5 separate regions of the Homo sapiens genome follow, and regions 2, 3, 4 and 5 are each linked to region 1. A link is an interaction called in ENCODE POLR2A ChIA-PET data of the cell type or tissue named here. Cell type or tissue: MCF 10A. All regions are shown on one strand.

The links. Peaks named below come from ENCODE experiments on the same cell type or tissue, not always from the same donor. Only the 100,000 strongest peaks of a DNase experiment are listed, where the experiment ranks them.
Region 2: POLR2A ChIA-PET joins it to region 1 with 27 read pairs; 12 of 35 experiments call an interaction of 5 or more read pairs at or near these places.
Region 3: POLR2A ChIA-PET joins it to region 1 with 28 read pairs; 14 of 35 experiments call an interaction of 5 or more read pairs at or near these places.
Region 4: POLR2A ChIA-PET joins it to region 1 with 26 read pairs; 11 of 35 experiments call an interaction of 5 or more read pairs at or near these places.
Region 5: POLR2A ChIA-PET joins it to region 1 with 13 read pairs; 12 of 35 experiments call an interaction of 5 or more read pairs at or near these places.

The regions. Positions count from the first base shown.
Region 1 is chr1:8,013,310-8,017,309 of GRCh38, reverse strand. It overlaps ERRFI1 (ERBB receptor feedback inhibitor 1), which reads left to right. Exons shown (of 4, transcript NM_018948.4): 2 at 1,618-1,815; 3 at 1,926-2,002; 4 at 2,914-4,000. The coding sequence starts at 1,691. Among named protein-coding and RNA genes, the nearest start is that of ERRFI1, 11 kb to the left of the region's middle. In MCF 10A, a CTCF peak has its summit at 2,146 (motif pointing left); DNase peaks (open chromatin) are centred at 1,299 and 2,129.
Region 2 is chr1:8,209,995-8,213,994 of GRCh38, reverse strand. It overlaps LINC01714 (long intergenic non-protein coding RNA 1714), which reads right to left. Exons shown (of 4, transcript NR_125998.1): 2 at 3,400-3,508. Among named protein-coding and RNA genes, the nearest start is that of LINC01714, 3.3 kb to the right of the region's middle. RefSeq lists enhancers at 1,732-2,026, 1,504-2,703. In MCF 10A, no CTCF peak of the experiment used is centred here; a DNase peak (open chromatin) is centred at 1,874.
Region 3 is chr1:8,202,161-8,206,160 of GRCh38, reverse strand. No RefSeq gene overlaps it. Among named protein-coding and RNA genes, the nearest start is that of LINC01714, 4.5 kb to the left of the region's middle. In MCF 10A, no CTCF peak of the experiment used is centred here; DNase peaks (open chromatin) are centred at 1,520, 3,410 and 3,820.
Region 4 is chr1:8,075,542-8,079,541 of GRCh38, reverse strand. The region is part of intron 2 of ERRFI1-DT (ERRFI1 divergent transcript); the gene reads right to left. Among named protein-coding and RNA genes, the nearest start is that of ERRFI1-DT, 51 kb to the right of the region's middle. In MCF 10A, no CTCF peak of the experiment used is centred here; DNase peaks (open chromatin) are centred at 1,191 and 2,171.
Region 5 is chr1:8,132,249-8,136,248 of GRCh38, reverse strand. The region is part of intron 2 of LOC107984915 (a long non-coding RNA gene); the gene reads left to right. Among named protein-coding and RNA genes, the nearest start is that of LINC01714, 74 kb to the left of the region's middle. In MCF 10A, no CTCF peak of the experiment used is centred here; DNase peaks (open chromatin) are centred at 2,048, 2,378 and 2,848.

The DNA.
Region 1 (4,000 bases):
TGGAAGGGTAAAATGCAGAGAACCAGTCATTGGATCTCCCTTCTCTACTTTGTTACTGAAATCTTGAACCTGTAGAACATTACTTATCACTGTGTTCCTTTCTAATGGGAAAATAATAATAAACACTTGCAGAGTATTTTTTAAAAGTTTTTAGCTTTAAAAAAAAAAACCCTGTGCCTTACACAATGTGTATATTGAGTTGATACTGATTATGATAATTAGATGGTATTATACAATCATTCATTCAGCAAACATTCACTTACTGAGCACCTACTAATGTTCCAGGTACTGATTGTTAAAAGGTGATTGAGACACAGCCTCTGTCCTGAGCTTAGTCTAGTAGGAGGTGACAGATTTGTAAATAATAGATTTGAAGTTGCTGAGCAAAAAAAAAAACAAAAAAAAAAACCTGTGTACCTCTCCCCCACAGCAAATGTGTCACATTTGCACAGTGCCCAGCCTTTGCACAGTGCCCAGCACTCAGCTGTGCAGATATTATTTGCACTGATCCCTTACTAATATTTAGTGAGAGAATGAGATCGTGTTAAAGAGTGTATATGTACGTGCCCCCAAAAGGGGTCAGTGTTACACAATAGTTGACAAATAATATCCTGGTGCCTAAGGAAAAAAACCTAAACTTATAAATAAACTTGGCTATCTGAAGACAGCAGAGATTGATGCTGACTAACACATAACGAATAATAAAAAAGGAAAGTGAAAAGGGGGCTATAGGGACTCCAGACCTGTAACATCTGACAAAGGGGATTGGCGGTCCTGAAGTTGAGGAACTACTAATTTAAGAAAAATGTACTTATTTTGTTATCCATGCCTTGCAGCTAAGCAAGATATGAGTTACTGGGTGTTTCACAAAGGAGGATGTAAAGAATGTACCTTTAACTTGTCTTTAAAAGGGAGGGAGGAAGCTGTCCCAGGCTTTTACTGAAGCCAGTAATCTTGCAGAACTTGATTTTTACAGGATAATGGAAATTAGTATCTTCATATATTACTGTTTGTTCCTTGAACAAGTAGTAACTGGAGAATTTGTCTCCCCATGGCCAACCCTGAAATACAAAATCCAGATAAATGCTAGACCCTGGGGTAGTCAGGTGCCAATACTGTAGAAACTCTTGCTTAGTTTCAGCATTGTGTTTTAGTGAGTATTAGTTCTACAGCATAAAATACAGTGGCTTCTGAAATTACTTTTTTAGCTTGGGAAAAATAAGCAGGATCCACTGGTGCTTCATGCCCAGTGCAGCCGTAACTTAGAAGGCTGGTTTAATAAGTCAGGGGAGGGTCTGTGTGCATTGCCAAGTGAGTGTGATTTGTTGTGCAACTCTCAGGCTGTGCAGTAGGAGGTCTGCTTTTGCTGGCAATAGATTATTTCTCATTTCACTAAAACATTTCATGTCTTTTGGATTAGCATTTACACAAAAAATCATTTTTAGTGTTTACATATAAGTACCCTCACGAGCTGTGAGAATTAAGTGAAAGTCTACAACTAATTTTTTCTATTCAGCATCCCCCAAATCCTCTGTTAGCTTTGCTGTAATTTAGACTGTCCTAATGGAGGTATTTCTGAATTGTTTTCTTTATTCTCTCATCTCTTCTACCTCCCAGGGAATGAAAGCTACTGGTTGATTTTAAAGTGCCTGGGCCTCACAGGTTTGGAGATGTCCCAGAATAAGGCACAATGTCAATAGCAGGAGTTGCTGCTCAGGAGATCAGAGTCCCATTAAAAACTGGATTTCTACATAATGGCCGAGCCATGGGGAATATGAGGAAGACCTACTGGAGCAGTCGCAGTGAGTTTAAAAAGTAAGTAGAGGATGTAATGCTGCTGTAATCTGGATAAATATGTGACACTAAAATGGGAGAGGCTGTGATTGCTCTTCGCTTATGACCAAAGTAGCTTCCTCTCCTTTCAGCAACTTTTTAAATATTGACCCGATAACCATGGCCTACAGTCTGAACTCTTCTGCTCAGGAGCGCCTAATACCACTTGGTATGTATTCTGAAAATCTGATCACAGTAAGCATTTGAGAAGAACAGTCTGGATTCGGGTTAGCTTGTCCTCCAGCATTATTTTTTAAATGAGGAAACCTGAACTATTTCCAACAACAGCCTGACCCCTAGTGGCAACAGATTCAGAAGATAACTGTGTTTTTCTCAAGCTATTGTACTCGACTGCCTTCATTCTGAGTCACTGATTGCTAAGTAGGACTGTTCATGGACGTGGGATCTTCTAAAATCAAGAATTAGTTCTCATTCCAGCTCTGATGCATACTTTACTTCATGAAACCTTAGGCGAGATTTCCCACCTTTCTTACTAGTATCGAATGCATGTTTGACAGTAATAGATGAAAATAGTATAAATGTTCCTCAAAACTTAAAAAATAGTATTTTTAATGTGAATATTCTGTTCCTTGGATCTTTGTCAAGAGCTGTGTGTGAACTGAACACATTGCAGGCAAGTCCATTCACTCACAATATTATGATGTGCCAGCAATAAGGACTTTGTCTTATCTCATTGGTACCCTACGTGCCTAGTATGGTCGCATGTCTTAAATGGCAAGGCTGGTACAGTATGGTATTCATGTAAATTATATGCTATTCATCTTCCGCGAATTTTACACACGTCACAAAACTTGCCTGTGATGTGTGGGTGTGCGCTGTGCACATGTCCAAGGGAGATAGAGGAGATAGTTTGTTCTTTGAACCACACCATGTGCGTTAAGAATCTTCTGCTCTCTAATTACACCTGTGGTGGTTGCATGGGTGTTCTCGGGGTGACAGCAGTCAAGTGTTTCACTCAGGAAGAAAGCTGTGGAAGCATAGGTAGCTGGGGTGCTCTCTCCCTCACACAGGTGGAGAGAGGATTGTTGATCTTTTATTAATATCTCTCGTTCATTCCAGGGCATGCTTCCAAATCTGCTCCGATGAATGGCCACTGCTTTGCAGAAAATGGTCCATCTCAAAAGTCCAGCTTGCCCCCTCTTCTTATTCCCCCAAGTGAAAACTTGGGACCACATGAAGAGGATCAAGTTGTATGTGGTTTTAAGAAACTCACAGTGAATGGGGTTTGTGCTTCCACCCCTCCACTGACACCCATAAAAAACTCCCCTTCCCTTTTCCCCTGTGCCCCTCTTTGTGAACGGGGTTCTAGGCCTCTTCCACCGTTGCCAATCTCTGAAGCCCTCTCTCTGGATGACACAGACTGTGAGGTGGAATTCCTAACTAGCTCAGATACAGACTTCCTTTTAGAAGACTCTACACTTTCTGATTTCAAATATGATGTTCCTGGCAGGCGAAGCTTCCGTGGGTGTGGACAAATCAACTATGCATATTTTGATACCCCAGCTGTTTCTGCAGCAGATCTCAGCTATGTGTCTGACCAAAATGGAGGTGTCCCAGATCCAAATCCTCCTCCACCTCAGACCCACCGAAGATTAAGAAGGTCTCATTCGGGACCAGCTGGCTCCTTTAACAAGCCAGCCATAAGGATATCCAACTGTTGTATACACAGAGCTTCTCCTAACTCCGATGAAGACAAACCTGAGGTTCCCCCCAGAGTTCCCATACCTCCTAGACCAGTAAAGCCAGATTATAGAAGATGGTCAGCAGAAGTTACTTCGAGCACCTATAGTGATGAAGACAGGCCTCCCAAAGTACCGCCAAGAGAACCTTTGTCACCGAGTAACTCGCGCACACCGAGTCCCAAAAGCCTTCCGTCTTACCTCAATGGGGTCATGCCCCCGACACAGAGCTTTGCCCCTGATCCCAAGTATGTCAGCAGCAAAGCACTGCAAAGACAGAACAGCGAAGGATCTGCCAGTAAGGTTCCTTGCATTCTGCCCATTATTGAAAATGGGAAGAAGGTTAGTTCAACACATTATTACCTACTACCTGAACGACCACCATACCTGGACAAATATGAAAAATTTTTTAGGGAAGCAGAAGAAACAAATGGAGGCGCCCAAATCCAGCCATTACCTGCTGACTG
Region 2 (4,000 bases), 200 kb before region 1:
ACTTCAACTCGAGTCCCAGATTCACCTCTTACTAACCCCATGGCCTTGGACAAGTTACTTAATGTTTCTGAGTGTCCGTTTTCTCATCTATAAACTGAAGATGACGGTAGCACCACGTCAAAGGCTGTCACAAGATGCATGGCATTTAGCCAGTGCCTGGAATGTGACGAACTCTCAGGGCACTCTTCTATGACGTTGTTTGCGCCTTGCTTTCTTACTCCAGCAATACGTACAAACATCTTCCTTTTGTAGCAAAGGGACACTCCTAGCCTCAGTCTTTTATAGGAACCTCGGGTCTATAGCTCCAATCCTAGACCATCAGTACCACCAGTGGTGTTTTGTTGGTGTCAGATTTTCACCTGGTCCCACTCAGCCTAGCTACAAGTTCCTCCTCCCCCACCTGCCTGCCCCCATCTTAGTCACGTCATCTGTTCTCTGAGGCCTCCCGACAGAAGCCACCAGAATACCTCCCTCTCCCTCCACAGTTAACTGGGTTTCAAGCAGTTCTGTTATTTCACTCTAAAGGGAGAGAATGGAATCAGACAGACCTCCCTTTTTGTCCTGGCCCTGTTGCTTACACAGTGTGTGACAGTGAACAGCTATCTCTGTTCCCTGAGCCTCAGTTTCTTCATCTGTAAGATGGAGTGATAGCTGACCTGCCACGTAGGGCTGCGGTTCTGATGGCGAAATGAGACGGCTCGCGTAAGTGTGCAGCACCGTGCAATCAGAGGGTCAGTGCTCCACACACACAACTGCGATTGCACCACTGCTGTGTGATCCCCATCTCGCTTGCTCTAGCCCTGGCTGTCATTGCAGCCCTGTTTGCAGCACTGACATGGCCTCCTAACATGTCCCCACCTTCAATCTTTCCCAGGACAAATTTCAGTGTGTCACCAGGATGACTTTCCCAAGGCATATCTGCAGCAGGTCACTCTCTGCTCAAGACTTAGATGGCTACAGTCCCCCTACCATTGAACACCTAGAGGTGTCCCAGCCCCAGCATGGCTTCCACAGGCCCCGTGGCTCTGGATGCAGAGTCCGTTTCCAGCCTGAGATGGAGCTGTGCTCAGCACTTTCCCATCCCTCTTTGTGAGTGCCCACCACCTGCACGGAGACTGTTTCTTATTATCCCAGCAGCCCCCGCCGGGCTCAGACATCCCTCCTGGAGCTTGTATTTCCAGGTCCCCTCTGGGTCCCGCTCCCCTGAGCAAACACTTGGTGCACTGTCCACTGCCCACGCATCCTGCTCCACAGGGCTCTGTCTCCACCATGACCCTGCAGCCTCTTGAGAACAGATGCCCGTTCTGTTCACTTTTGCATCCTCTCTGCACCCCCAGCTTCCCTCTGCAAGCTTGAAATGTTTGTTCACTCTCTTGCTAATAAATAACATTTTTTCCCAGGTTTAGATGTATAAAAGTTGATCCACAGGCCAAAGGGTTTACACAGATCATTTACCTTTCCTGTGACTTATTCCAAGATGACAAGGACAAGGAATTTTAAAAACTGCAATGCCCATCACTAGAACTGACGTAGCCATAGACGCCTCTGACACATGTGTTAGGAAACACACCTATATTGAATGTCACATGCCTCTTTTTTGTGATTATGAGATGCGCATAGAACACATATACGTGGTTCTTATCTGTGGAAAGGCAGGAGACTAACCACAACGGTGTGTGCCCTCTCTCCCTCGGGGGCAGGAGAATCGTGCCCTAGCACACGGAGAGGGTGGGGTTCAAACGTGCACACTTGCTTTTCTTTCCTAAAGCCATGTATCGAGACTATTTGTTTAGTCCTGTTCTGAAAGATGATGCAACATGACTCGAAAGGAAGTGGGCAGTTGCCTTGCTGCCGCGAGGTAAGGAATGTCACGTCGCTCAAATGTGCTTCGCATTCCCAGAAATATGCCGCAGCTGAAAGGGAGGAGATGACTCAATGTTCCCCTAACTTTCGACATATCCACCACAGAGCCCGACCAGCGCTAAAGAGGGCAGGCTGGCAGAAAGTCCAGCGAGCGTGAGGGGCCAACACAGCGCTCCCCGCCTCCCCCGGAGGCCGCTATGGCATTTGGGGTGCAGAGCCCAACCGAGTCAACCTGGTGTGATTTTTTTTTTTCCAAGCTGGAATAACAGGGCCGTAGGTCCACATTGTGTTCGTGTGTTCTTAGGTAGCAGATGTCTGTAGAGGGGTACTTAGGGGAGGAAATGAGGGTGGAGGTGGCCTGCCCAAACTCTGCGAGTTTTCTAGCCATGGTTCTGATAATTAGCTTTGCGCAAGTGGGGGCCTTTGTCCTTAGAACGGGCTCTTTTAATATCACTCCTCCCTTCCTTTTTTTTTTTTTTTGAGACCGAGTTTCGCTCTTGTTGCCCAGGCTGAAGTGCAGTGGCATGATCTCAGCTTACCGCAACCTCTGCCTCCTGGGTTCAAGCGATTCTCCTGCCTCAGCCTTCCTGAGTAGCTGGGATGTTCCAGAGGGTAGCCACCTGTTCCTCCCCAGGCAGAGGAGCCTGGTAGCTCCACGACCCATCAAGAGTCGATCTCAGCATCTCCCAAACTCACTATCGCTGAAACGATCTCTGCTCCAGGACTCAATGCTTTTTGGGGATGTGGCAACTAAATTGGTAAAGAGACCTGCTCCCTGCACCGCCTGCGTGGGTGCTGGGTGCTGGGTGCTGGGTGCATAAAGCCCTTGCAGGTGATCACGAGGCAGTGGAGTGGAGCACCCGAGGCTGCTCCACCTGGGCTGGCTCCAAGCTCCCCATTTTCTGGGAGTCAGAATCGGAGCCTGGTATGCAGTCTCTCCCTCCGGGCTTCACTCTTTGCATCCGAAGACCAGGAATGATAACAGCACCTGCCTCAGGGTTGTGGTCAGGACAAAATAACTGCATGGTTTTGTGAAGTGCCTAGAAGGGTGCTGGATGCCATGATTCTTTTTTTTTTGAGATGGAGTCTCGCTCTGTTGGCCTGGCTGGAGTGCAGTAGCGTGATCTCGGTTCACTGCCTCCGCCTCCCGGGTTCACGCCATTCTCCTGCCTCAGCCTTCCGAGTAGCTGGAACTACAGGCTCTTGCCACCATGCCTGACTACTTTTTGTATTTTTAGTAGAGAAAGGAGCCTCACCATGTTGGCCAGGTTGGTCTCGAACTCCTGACCTTGTGATCTGCCCACTTCAGCCTCCCAGAGCGCTGGGATTACAGGTGTGAGCCACCGCGCCCGGCCTCATGATTCTTGATAAATGAATTAACACCAAGGTCGCCTCCCCAGGGAATATTCACTACCAGCTGGTGCCTTCACATGTGGGGTTCGCCGTCTCATGGCTTCATGAGCTTGAGTCTTGCCCCACGGTTTCTCTAAGGGTTAAATCCATGACCTCCACCAAAACTGAGCGTGAGATACTTACTGAGTCCAGCGAAGAGCAGAGACCACAGTCAAATTAAGAGAAACAGACTCAGAAGGCACGGGAAGGAACGTCGATGCTATCAGAAAAGCCAGATTCCACATAAATCCTCCTATTTACAAATGAAAGATTCAGATGACGGGGGAAGGGGCTGCTTGCAGACTCTTTCCCACATCTCTCGGCACAGTGCCCATCTTAAGGGGGAAATCAACGTTAAGAAATGACATTGGTCGGGCACGGTGGCTCACACTTGTAATCTCAGCCCTTTGGGAGGCGGAGGCGGGCAGATTGCTGAGCCTGGGGGGTTCGAGACCAATCTGAGCAATAAAGTGAAACCCCATCTCTACAAAAAATATAAAAATTAGCTGAGTGTGGTGGTGTGCACCTGTAGTCCCAGCTACCGAGGAGGCTGAGGTGGGGGGACCACCTGAGCCCAGGAGGTCAAGGCTGCATTGAGCCGTGATGTCACCACTGCACTCCAGCCTGGGTGACAGACCTAGGTGAAGACCTTAGCTCAAATAAAAATAAAAATAAAAAGAGAAAGGATAAAAAAGATATTTTTCACCCTCTAACCTGAGAATTCTTCCAGATACAACTGAGATAG
Region 3 (4,000 bases), 190 kb before region 1:
CACGACAGAGTGAGACTCCATCTAAAAAAAAAAAAAGAATTGATCGGTAGTTTTAAAATTGGGAATATAAACTTAGTAAACACACAGGACCGGAAATGATGTTTAGTTGTGAGATTTCAACATCATGATGCATATTTTCCATATTTAAGACGTCTTATTTGTGTCTTTGGAAAAGGATTCTGATGAAATTGAGGATGTCAACATTTCCCTCTGTTGCCCTCCAATCGGATGAACGATCCTTCATGGTAAGGGTGTGACAGAGGCTGCTTTGTCTCGTTTCATACCAGGACCCAATGCTCTGAGACGACTCACTGGGCCCCACTGGGCAGAACTGTCTTTTAGGGTAGAGAAGAGTTGGGATTTCAGAAATTCTGTTTCAGAATGTCAGCTGGGTGTGGTGGCTCACGCCTGTAATGCCAGCACTTTGGGAGGCTGAGGCTGGCCGATAGCCTGAGCTCAGGAGTTCGCGACCAACCTGGGCAACACAGTAAAATGCACCCCCATCACTACTAAAATACAAAAAAAATTAGCTGGGTTTGGCGGTGTGCACCTGTAATCCCAGCTACTTGGGAGGGCGAGGCAGGAGAATCACTTGAACCCCAGAGGCAGAGGTTGCAGTGAGCTGAGATCACGCCAATACACTCCAGCCTGGGCGACAGGAGTGAGAGTCTGTCTCAAAAAAAAAAAAGTCTGGGCACAGTGGTTCACGTCTGTAATCCCAGCACTTTGGGAGGCCGAGGTGGGTGGATCACGAGGTCAGGAGATTGAGACCATCCTGGCTAACACGGTGAAACCCCGTCTCTACTAAAAATACACAAAATTAGCCGGGCGTGGTGGCGGGCGCCTGTAATCCCAGCTACTCGAAAGGCTGAGGCAGGAGAATCGCTTGAACCCCGGAGGTGGAGGTCGCAGTGAGCTGAGATCACACCACTGCACTCCCGCCTTGGTGGTAGAGTGAGACTCCATGTCAAAAAAAAAAAAAAAAAAAGAAATTAGCCATGAAGATATTTCCTCTTTTAATCTGAGTGTTTGGCCAGAGGTCCAAGATACCTTGACAGGAAGACAGAAGACAGAAGCTTCGACTTCAGCCCTCAGGAATTTTCTCTAATTGTACAGTAGGTGCAGGAATCTGGGGGCAAATATTTGTTGGAGAGCAAGAAGCCACTTTCTTCTCATCAAAGATGTGATTGGAAAAGATCCCAGGGTTTGCTTGTTGAGAAGGAGCTAGCCAATTCTGGGATCAAAACTTCTTCCACTTTTCCCATATTCACACATTGTGGAAAAATAACTAAACCTTTGTGTCTATTGGTTTTCCCAAGTGCAAGATCATAAAAATTATTTTAACCCATTTTATAGAACCGTTGCAAGGAAAACATCACCATGAGAACCACGTGAGAAGCTCTTTACTCTTAGCTGAAAGTTTCACCAATCCTTAAGATTGCCAGGCCCCAGGGGAAGCTGTTGTGTAAAGTTTCAGCCTCCAGGCCAATCACCTGAATAGGATCTACTATCAGAGCATTCGTAAATGTCATATTTGGGGGCTCTTGTGAAATAAAAGCGAGAGGAAACCAGACCAGTGTGTCTTCATGCCAGAGCCAGAACTTTCTATAGGGTGGGGCTGAATGAGGAAGCCAAATACTTCTGTCCCCTTCCTTGGCTCACATCAGAAAGTATTTTTATTTGGTTACATACACATTTTCTTTCTTCCCTTGGTCATGAATCAGAACATTTTATAGCTAAGAGGAGTTTTAGGGATATTCTAGTTGCTTCTCATTTTACAGACAGAGCAGGTCCTGGAGCCTAGTGGTACCCTTGTTTCCTGACTCAGACGCTGGTTCAAAGAGTCGCTGAGGCCAGGCCTGGTGGCTCATGCCTGTAATCCCAGCACTTTGGGAGGCCGAGGTGGGCGGATCACCTGAGGTCAGGAGTTCGAGACCAGCCTGGTCAATATGGCGAAACCCCGTCTCTACTAAAAATACAAAAATTAGCCAAGTGTTGTAGCGCATGCCTGTAATCCCAGCTACTCAGGAGACTGAGACAGGAGAATGGCTTGAACCTGGGAGGCAGAGGTTGCAGTGAGCCGAGATCACACCACTGCACTGTAGCCTGGGCAAGAGTGAGACCCTGTCTCAAAAAACTAAACAAAACAAAACAAAGAACAAAGAGTCACTGAGCTCAACCGAAGGGCAGTCCTGAACCTCTCTGATAGTCCTTGCACACGGTACCCTCCACAGGGCATGGTGGTACAGAAGAGCTTTCCTCCTTGCACTTTGTTGAACTGTCTCTTTTTGCAGGAGGCACCTGGCTCGCCCAGGTTCAGCCCCAGGGACTGAATGCCAACAGGCTGAGCTCAGGAAGGGACCTTCAGTCTGTGGCAAAGGTGGGAAGACAACCATGATTGATAGAGTCCAGCCGCGCGCACAGCGATTTCACATTATCGCATCGCCATCTTCACGGCAATCTTTGGAAGGAGGCATCTTCTTCCCATCCTCAACCAAGGCAAATGCAGCTGAGAAGCGTGAGCAGCTCCCCAGATGTATCCAGGCTTCAAGGCCAGATTCTGAGGGTCTAGGTCCTGCCCCTCCCCTGAGGTGGTATCAGAGAAACTGCAGTCCTGGGCAGGTGACCAAGGCAAGAACTCAGCCCAGGGAGAAATCTGGGACAGATTCCTGAAACTGGAGGAGAAGTCGGAGACTCACTTGAATGAACTAAGCAAAAAGCCAACTCGTAGACCTGGGGTGCAAGGGGGTGCGGAGCTAACTGCATGCTGAGCCCAGGAGTGGCGGGCCCCAAACTCCCTGGTTCCACCTGCGCCTGCGGCGGGACGGGATGTGTGCCAGGCACCCCCAGGCTTCCTTTCAGAGAGTTCAAGCCTAGCCTCTGTTACTCGTTGACTGATGTTCCCTGTCTAAAAGCCTTCTTGACTTCTAACCCCACATTTTGGGCTGAGTCAGCTGCCTTCTAAACTCCTTTTAGCACAGAACAGCTGGTCACTGTGCCCGGTCAGCTGATGAGAGGATCAACTTCACTGGTGGTCAAGGTAGGAGCAAGGCCACTAGGCCACCTGGGGCTGAGTCCTGCCTCCCTAGAATACCAGCCCTGTGACCTGGGCGGGTTACTAAACTTCTTTGTGCCTCAGTTTCCTCATCTGTAAGACGAGGGTAATAATAGGCAATAATAGTTCCTGTCTCATAGGGTTGTTTGTAGGTTAAATGTGTTAGTTCACGTAAAAGTACCTAAAACAGTGTCTGGCACAGAGGACACGCTCAAGAATGGCTATTTACCTTTCATCTCCGCACACACCTGTCAAAGCACAGGGCAGAGCACCCTTGACAGGACCTCACCAGGACCTTATGCAGGCAGGGGACACGCTGTCTTCTGAGTCAGGTCTTTCCATTTTTGGATGGCTCTGACTAAGAGAATTCCTCCTGTGTTCCGCCAAAATCCACCTCCCACTCATTGGTCCCAGCTCTGCCAGAAGGCAAATGTCAAAAAAATAATCTTGAAAGAGAAGACATAGAATGTAAATAATAACGATAGAATCGGGTTGAGGAATGGCAGCCACCCCTGCAGCAGCTCCTCTGACGGCTCTCAGCCCAGTGCCGAGCCCAGGCTGCAAAGACCTTTGAGTTCCATTTGAAAAATACCAAGCTCTTACTTCTCTGCTTCCTTTAGAAATGCATAAAACAGCTTCTCTCACCGTTCTTTTCATACATGCTGCCAGACTGGTATGAGATTGGGGGAAAAGTCACTCCGCTTGTGCAAAGGTGACCTCGCCTGGCTCACTACGTGCCATCCAGCCTGTAATCACTGCGCATGGAGGCGGGGTGGGGGGTGCTGGCCAGGCGCACATCCCGCCTCCTGTCTACAGAGCCTTTCTGACGTCACATGTAAATTCACAACCCGTGAGTCCCTTTCCTGCTGTCCCCGGCATGGTTATTCAACACTGGGGCATACTCTGTGTTATAAGAAAAATGCAGAGAACAAGATGGATTTGATA
Region 4 (4,000 bases), 62 kb before region 1:
TGCGATGTTTACTCATTAGAACCTCCATCTCTTGAGTTCAAGCGATTCTCGTGCCTCAGCCTCCCAAGTAGCTGGGATTACAGGTGCACACCACTACACCCGGCTAATTTTTGTATTTTTAGTAGAGATGGGGTTTCACCATGTCGGCCAGGCTGGTCTCAAAGTCCCGACCTCAGGTGATCCACCCACCTCACCCTCCCAAAGTGCTGGGATTATAGGCATGAGCCACTGGGCCCAGCTGCTTCTAATTGCTGGTGGTTATGGAGCCCTGGACACCAGTCACCTAGGCCACAGCAGAGTCTAGTGAAGGACCTAACTGACTTGCACCATCACCCAGGCTGGTGCAGTGGCACGATCTTGGCTCACTGCAGCCTGCGCCTCTCAACCATCACCCCCTTTAAGCTGCCACCTTTGTCTGCTAAATCTTCATTTCTGCGCTGACGTCTCTTGAGCTCAAGGCCTGATTTCCCATGCAAATTTGCTCTCTCTTCCTAGATGTCTCACAAGCACTGTCAACAAAGAAACTTATTTATTTCCCCAAAGTTGCTGTTTTTACACTGTCTCTAGCTTGAGCTGTTGCCCCGAGCTCGGTAGCTGCTTTTAAAGAGGTCATCTTATTCAACCATGGAACCTCTATAAAGTCATCCAGGATCCTTCCCACAATGGAAAAACTTTATTTGCTCAATCTAATTTTCACATAGTTTTTCAAAATGCACTCAACATCTTTCCTGAGAACAAACCAATTCCAGAACAAAATAATTAATAACACTGACACACGTTGAAGAAAGGAACAAGGAAATCATTTGAACAGCTCCCCTCTCACCCTGCTCCAACCTTCCCACCACCAGGAACGGATGAAATGTGCTAAGGGACCAGTGAAGAAGCTGACGGTGTCCTCAGGATGAAATAGAGAGGGAAAGAAATGCTATTCATTCCACAAACATTCCAACCCCAGGAAGGCCCTCCTCCTGCATCTAGCCACGGTAATATCCCAATTATTCTCCAGAACAGCAACCAGGCTGGTTGGCCTCCTCTCCGACCTCATATTCTGTCAAACTAACACCCAGCTCTGTTCTAGTCATTCTACCAACCTGCCATTCTTTCCCCTTCTGTTCTGAGTTTTCAAATTCTTCCTTGCGGCCCAGAACAAATGACTCATAGATGGGGAGTGTGTCACCGCCAACTGCCCCTCTCTATTTAAAAACAGAGCTCAAGTTCTACCTTTTCAACAACACCTTCCCCAATTCAGTGATGTCAGCAAATGCTTACCAGGCAGTATTATGTGTGCTGTGTCCTGTGTGGAGCCTGAATGTACTAGAATAGAGAGGAGATCAAAAGATAAAAATAACATGGCCTCTGGCGTCAAGGTATTTCCAGTCCAGCAGAACGATTTTCTTTTTTAAAATAATAAAACAAAGTAAAGCTCTAGGCTGATAAAGACACAGGCTAATGTTACAGTACAAGCTGAGGCAAAAAGTAATGTGTACTTTCTCTGAAACTGCATTTTATTTGTACTCCTGTGATTTTATGATTCTCCTACAGTAATCTATATCCACAGCTGATTTGGAAACTTCCGGAGGGCAGGAACTGTATTTTACCTGTCTCTAGTGAAGCTTCAGGAATAAGCCTTAGAGAGGAAGAAAGCTACAGCAGAGAGCCCAGGGAGAGAGGCCAGAGGTCATCCTACCATGATCCTACCACGGAACCAGTTTTTCTAAAGGCAGTTCCCCTCATCCTTATCACAAAAAAGCAGCAAATCATAACGAAGCCGCAAATTAACCAGAACCTTTCTTCTTCAAGGAATGAATCATTTACACACCAAAGGATATGAAGTGGAGTTTTGTCCAATGACATATTCAATTGCCTTGGTCTCCTAGAACTCTAATTTGATGTTGAGATTAAATACATCTTCCAAGATCCTTGAGTGGCAATTGAGAAATACAATTTAAGAAAAATGAATAAAAGTATCTACCTCTAAACCCCACCTTTTCTAGCCCATTAAGGTGATGGTGATTTCAGGTCAAGAGCAAGGCCGTCGAGGTGAAGCTAAAAAGACGTGGCTGGGCTGCAGGGCCGCAGGGCTGTGGTGTCTAGCCAGCTGTTACAGTAGGTGGTTCACGGACAGCTGTGAGTCACACTGACTGAAGTGGCAGCTCTTGACCAGTACTGTAGGCGCTAAGATCCGGTATTTGCTCTTAGACCGTGGGAGCAAAGACTAACAAGGAAAATACAACAGAACAGCTGGGAAATAAATTCCCTTCTGGCCTGCACAAAAAGGGCCCCTGCCAAGTCATTTTCCATCCTGGAGCCAGGGGAGGTCTAGGAAGGATATGTGCTTTTCTGTCCTTCAAATCCTTTGGCCTTCCCTCCAGTCTCACTTATCACTTCCCACCCCCTCCCCCAACCCCTGCTAAAAATGATACTAGGCTTTGACTCTGTTTCGTAACACAAAGCTTGACAAAAATATATGAGTGGACAAGCAACTTTTAAAACGTCATTTTAGCATATTTTTCTTTTTTCTTTTTTGAGACGGAGTCTTGCTCTATCGCCCAGGCTAGAGTGCAATGGCACGATCTCGGCTCACTGCAACCTCCGCCTTCCCTCGTGCAGAGGGAAGGGGTTCCGAGTGGATCTCCCAGTTCGTGGTGAGATGCAGTTGGTTTTATAGATGAACTTGAGAAGGTGGTGTCTGATTTACACAGGGCACAAAGGATTGGTGGGACCAGGTGAGCCATTCACATAGCATGCAAAGAAGCTGGCCACCCCACCCTAATCTCTCTTTTTTTTTTTTTTTTTTGAGACAGAGTCTTGCTCTGTCACCCAGGCTGGAATTCAGTGGCATGATCTTGGCTCACTGCAACCTCTGCCTCCCAGGTTCAAGTGATTCTTCTGCCTCAGCCTCCCGAGTTGCTGGGATTACAGGCATGCACCACCATGCCCAGCTAATTCTGTATTTTTAGTAGAGACAGAGTTTCACCATTTTGGCCAGGCTGGTCTCGAACTCCTGAACTCAGGTAATCCACCCGCTTCAGCCTCCCAAACTACTGAGATTATAGGTATGAGCCACCACGCCCAGCCCCTAGTCTCTTATCATGCAGGTGGGGTCTCTATCTGGCCAGCACCATGTAGCCTGCTTCTTTACTACACACGTGGCAACAAAGGAAAGGGGAGAGAGCCTCTGTGTTGAACATACCTGGCTTCCAGGAAGCCCTTTTCTATTGGCACAGCTGCTGGCATTTACCTATGCAAGCTTCCAGCTTGCTTGTCTATGTTTGCAGCTTGATTTTTCAGGCTGCTTTGTATTAGAAAAGAAATTATTTGTGGGCTGCTTTTTATTAAAAGGACTGAGGACTCTCTTACCCTCACTATCTGCCTAAGTAATTTCTTTTTAACACCTGTATCAATCTCTCTATCTCCTTATCCAGATTCAGGAAAGGTGAACTCACAGGAAAAGGAGACTAAAGTTCTGATAGAGGAACTTTTACCATAGGCTACCAGCCATTCTTTCCAGGGATGATGTGTGCAAGACTCATCTGCATAACAAGACAGCCTTTGCTCACCCATGCCTTTCCTCCTGGCGGCCCCCGTGACGTGTCACCACCTCCCACCTGGAGCTCCAGGCATCTAGTCCTCTCTGTAGGGTATAAAAACTGCAGTCATCTGGCCCTTCTTTGAGTCTCATATTTGTGTGGCTCCCTGTGCATGTGCACAGAATAAATGTGTGTGCCTTTGTCCTGTTAGCCCTCTATTGAGAGTTCGTTTTGTAGACTCAAATGAGCAAACCTTCAAAAATGGGGAAAGGAAATTCCCTTTGCTCCTACACCCTTCTCTTGGTTTCAAGAGAGCCATGAATAGCTTCACCAGGGAACTGTCAGTTCTCTTAGGAAACCACCCAGATTCCAGCTACAACCTTGTAGGATCAGAGTAAACCAGCCTTCAGAAGAATGCATGCCTCGGCCGGGCGCGGTGGCTCATGTCTGCAATCCTAGCACTTTAGGAG
Region 5 (4,000 bases), 120 kb before region 1:
AAAATTATCTTGAACAAAAGTCACAGATTGCTAGAGCAAGTTCTTCTTGAACTGTGACAATAAGACCAGGCTAAACAAGCTAAAGGACATAGCAAAACGCATGGACAATGTTAATCGGCCGCATTAGGGAATCCATGGAGAGGCCACCGTGGGTCTCTAGAAGCTACACTGAAATGTGTTTCATCTGCTTCCACCCTGGTGAGAGGGGTCCCACTTCCATAAGTTTCCATGTCCTTTGTTAAACAGAGAACCTAGAGTTGTCGTACAGGGTGGGGAGAGATGTGGTTCCTTCCCACTGGACATTCATCCAACTGAAACACTACAGTTGGTATCTAAAGTGAGACAGGCACTACCAGGCGTGGAAGATTCATCAAGCCGAAAGAAGAAACACTGAGCTAGCTATTTCCAAGGTGGATACAGAGCCAATTGTAACAATGGAATTTATGCAGTTTCCCTACCTGGGACAATTCACACACAGTGGTTAAGGAAGCTCAGTAAAGTCCAGGTAGCCCACTGACTGTTCCCTGGCTTCTCCCAGCCACCTATGACCTGGACAAGACTTGGAACCCAAAGGGAGTTAAAAAACTAAGAACCTCAGGCTGGGCGCAGTGGTCCCAGCACTTTGGGAAGCCAAGGAGGGCTGATCACTTGAGCTGAAGAGCTGGAGAGCAGCCTGGCCAACATGGTGAAACCCCGTCTCTAAAAAAAACTACAAAAATGAACTGGGCATGTTGGCGCAATCCTGTAATCTCAGCTACTCAGGTAGCTTAGGCGGGAGGACCACCTGACCCCAGGAGGCAGAGGTTGTAGTGAGCTAAGACCATGCCACTGCACTTCAGCCTGGGCAATAGAGCGAGACCCTGTCTCAAAACAAACAAAACAAAAAGCTAACAAAACAAAACAGCAAAAACAAAACCTTGAACCTTATCAAGCCTCGAGAGCCAACCACCATTATACCAGGAGCATAGAACTGGCCAGATTCGGATATGGGGAATTTCTGCAGGGCAAACGGCCCAGGTACATCAAGAAACAATGTCATGGGAAAAGATGGAGCAGGAAGTGTGGCAGATTAAAAGAGACGGAACAGTCAGCGGCAACCTTGGTGTTTTGTTTGTTTCCGAATCTGTACAAACCAACAGTAAAAATCCATGATTGAGAAAGCAGGGAAATGGGAAAGCAGACAGGGCCTGAAAGGGTGGTGGTGGCTTGGACCACGTCATTGTGGTGAAGCTGGAGCTAGATTCCTCCACATCCCTTTCTCTGTGGAGTTCTGGGTGAAGAGGTGGCCCAAAGAGGCACTGTCGTGGGATTCGGGAGGCTGCGTGAAGCATCAGCCGTGACTCTCCAAAGTTCTTAGACTTGATGCATGACAGACACACACACAGGTATCAACGAAGTCCAGCTTGTCCCCACTCTCCTGTCCCCATCCACTTCTCCCCGACCACCAACTCTGCTGACCAGCAACGGCCCTGAGCCAGCCTCCAGATGCTTGCCTGGGGTCCACTCTGGCTGGAGCAGTTCTTATTAAAGGGTTTTTGTTCATTGCATTAGCTTCATCGCAGTATTGCATTACACTGGGGGCAAGACATTCTCTGTGGTAGGTACACACTGAAGCATTTATGGGTGAAATTATGTTATTTCTAGGGTTTGCTTAAAATACTTCAAAACGAAAGAGGCTGGAGCGTGGAGACTAAACAAAACAACATTGAAAAATGGTAACGATTGTTAGAGTTGGAAGATGGGCTCATTGTTCTATTTGCTCTGTTTCTGGTATGTTCGAAAATGTTCATGATTTCAAATTACGGAGTCGGGGGAGCTAAGGAAATGGAACAGAACCTGAAGATCCCCCACCCCCTCCTCCACTCCAGACTAGCACTAGGCAAAGTTGCAGGCAAAATTGCATAACTGGAAAATTCTTCAATTCTTCTTGAGGATGTGGGTTAAGGGAGGGAGGAAAAACTTAGAGCGGCAAGAGGCTGATGAATAGACACACACCACAGAAGAAAAAAGAAAACCAATTAAATCTTACTATTACTTTTAACTGTGAGTAATACGCTTGGACATGTGTGAGCTGGTCTTGTTGTTCTTACAAACAAGGCTAAAAAAAACCTATGACCTTGGAATTCTCAGATTCGTGCAGGCTGTTGAGTTATTTTAAGTGGTGTTCAGAGGACAGGGTTTCTGACCTAAGAATGTACTTTTCCAAAGGTACCTTCTAACTTGGAATTTTAAATATTAATTGAGATATAAAACTTCTTTTTAGGAAAAATGTAAAAATCTCCATGAGCTCAGCCATTGTTTTGGTTAGGAGAGAAGATGACCGTGTAGGATGGGGGCCAACCCAAACAGAAGGGTGGAGAATGGCAACAGGCCCACAGTTCTGTTCACAAATGTTCTTCTCCAGGGCTGAGCTTCTTGGAAAGGGGTTTATTTTATTTCACTCTATCCCTGCTCCACAGTTGGGTCATTTTAGGATCTCAGCTGGTGGCCACAGCTTTTAAGGCTTCTGAGTCATACTCCTTTTTTTTTTTAAGAGGTTATTTAAAAGTTTTTCAAAGTAGGGAGATATTATATGGAAAATATTAAGCAGAAGAAAATATTTTGTATTGGAAAAAATAAATGATCGGTGTTCATAAAAGTGTGTAGTCAGTAAATCAGAAAAACTGTGAACCCGTTAGAGAAACAAACTTTGAGGGAAAATACTGCATATGGTTTTAAAAGATGCAAAAGCTGATCCTGGCACCCAGTCTCAGGAGGAGAACAGAGGGAGGAAGTCAGAAATGCAGATGATCTGTGGGGAGGTGCGGGTGCCCAGGGCAAGAGAGAGGGAGGAGGATGGAGACTCCAGGGCGTGGAAGAGGAGATATGCAAAATGCCGAACCCTAGAGGGGTGCCAGCTCAGTCACCCTCAAGGCAGACTGGCCCAGGTTCCCACACCTCCTTGTCCCACAGTCAAGTCCAATAAAATGGCAGGGGTGGCGGGGGGAGGGGGGAGTAGAGACACAGAGCCCTCTGTGATGTTCACTTGCTGATGGTTTTCCCTGAGAAGGGACTCAGAATACGCCATCCCCAGGCCGGGTGCAGTGGCTCTCAGCACTTTGAGAAGCTGAGGTGGGCAGATCACTTGAGTCCAGGAGTTCGAGACCAGCCTGGGCAACACAGTGAGATCCCATCTCTATATAATAAATATTAAAAATAAAAAAAATTTTTAATTTAAAAAATTAAAATGAATTTAAAAGAAAATTTTAAAAGATAGGATGCTCATTGCAACCTCCACCTTTTAAGCTCAAGCTATCCTCCCACCTTAGCCTTCCAAGGAGCTGGGACTGCAGGCGCGTGCCACCACACTTTGGCGTTAAGGATTATTCTGAGCTGGAGGCACTTGAGAATCGACAAGCAAGTACAGTTCTCTGCCCTCCCCTTCACTGCCTGAAAGCCAGGCATCAATTTCCCCCGTAAAGGTGTCCCTGCACCCCCATCAGAGGACGAGAAGAGCACTCATCCCCAGAGGCGGTTGGCTCCAAGATGAGTCTACATGAAGAGACCCTTACTGAAATAACGCCTGACTCCCCATTCGTCCCCATACGCTTCTTAGTCACTTTCCTACGATCCGTTGTCTCTCCAAGCTCAAACCTGCCTTTCTTTGTTAAAATGGTATAAATTCCTGAGCCTAACCACTTCTTTGAGTTTCACTTTTTTTTTTTAAACTCTTATGCATGTAAATGTTTATAAAAATTGTGTGCTTTGTCTCCTGTTAACCTGTTTTTTTTTTTTTTTTTTTTTGCTCTTTTATTTTATTTCATTTTTTTGAGACAGGGTCTCGCTCTGTCATCCAGACAGAGTGCAGTGGTTCTATCTTGGCTCATTGCAACCTCCGCCTCTTAAGCTCAAGCTATCCTCCCACCTCAGTCTTCCGAGTAGCTGGCACTGCAGGCGTGTGCCACCATACCTGGCTAATTTTTGTATATTTTGTAGAGATGGGGTCTTACCATGTTGCCCA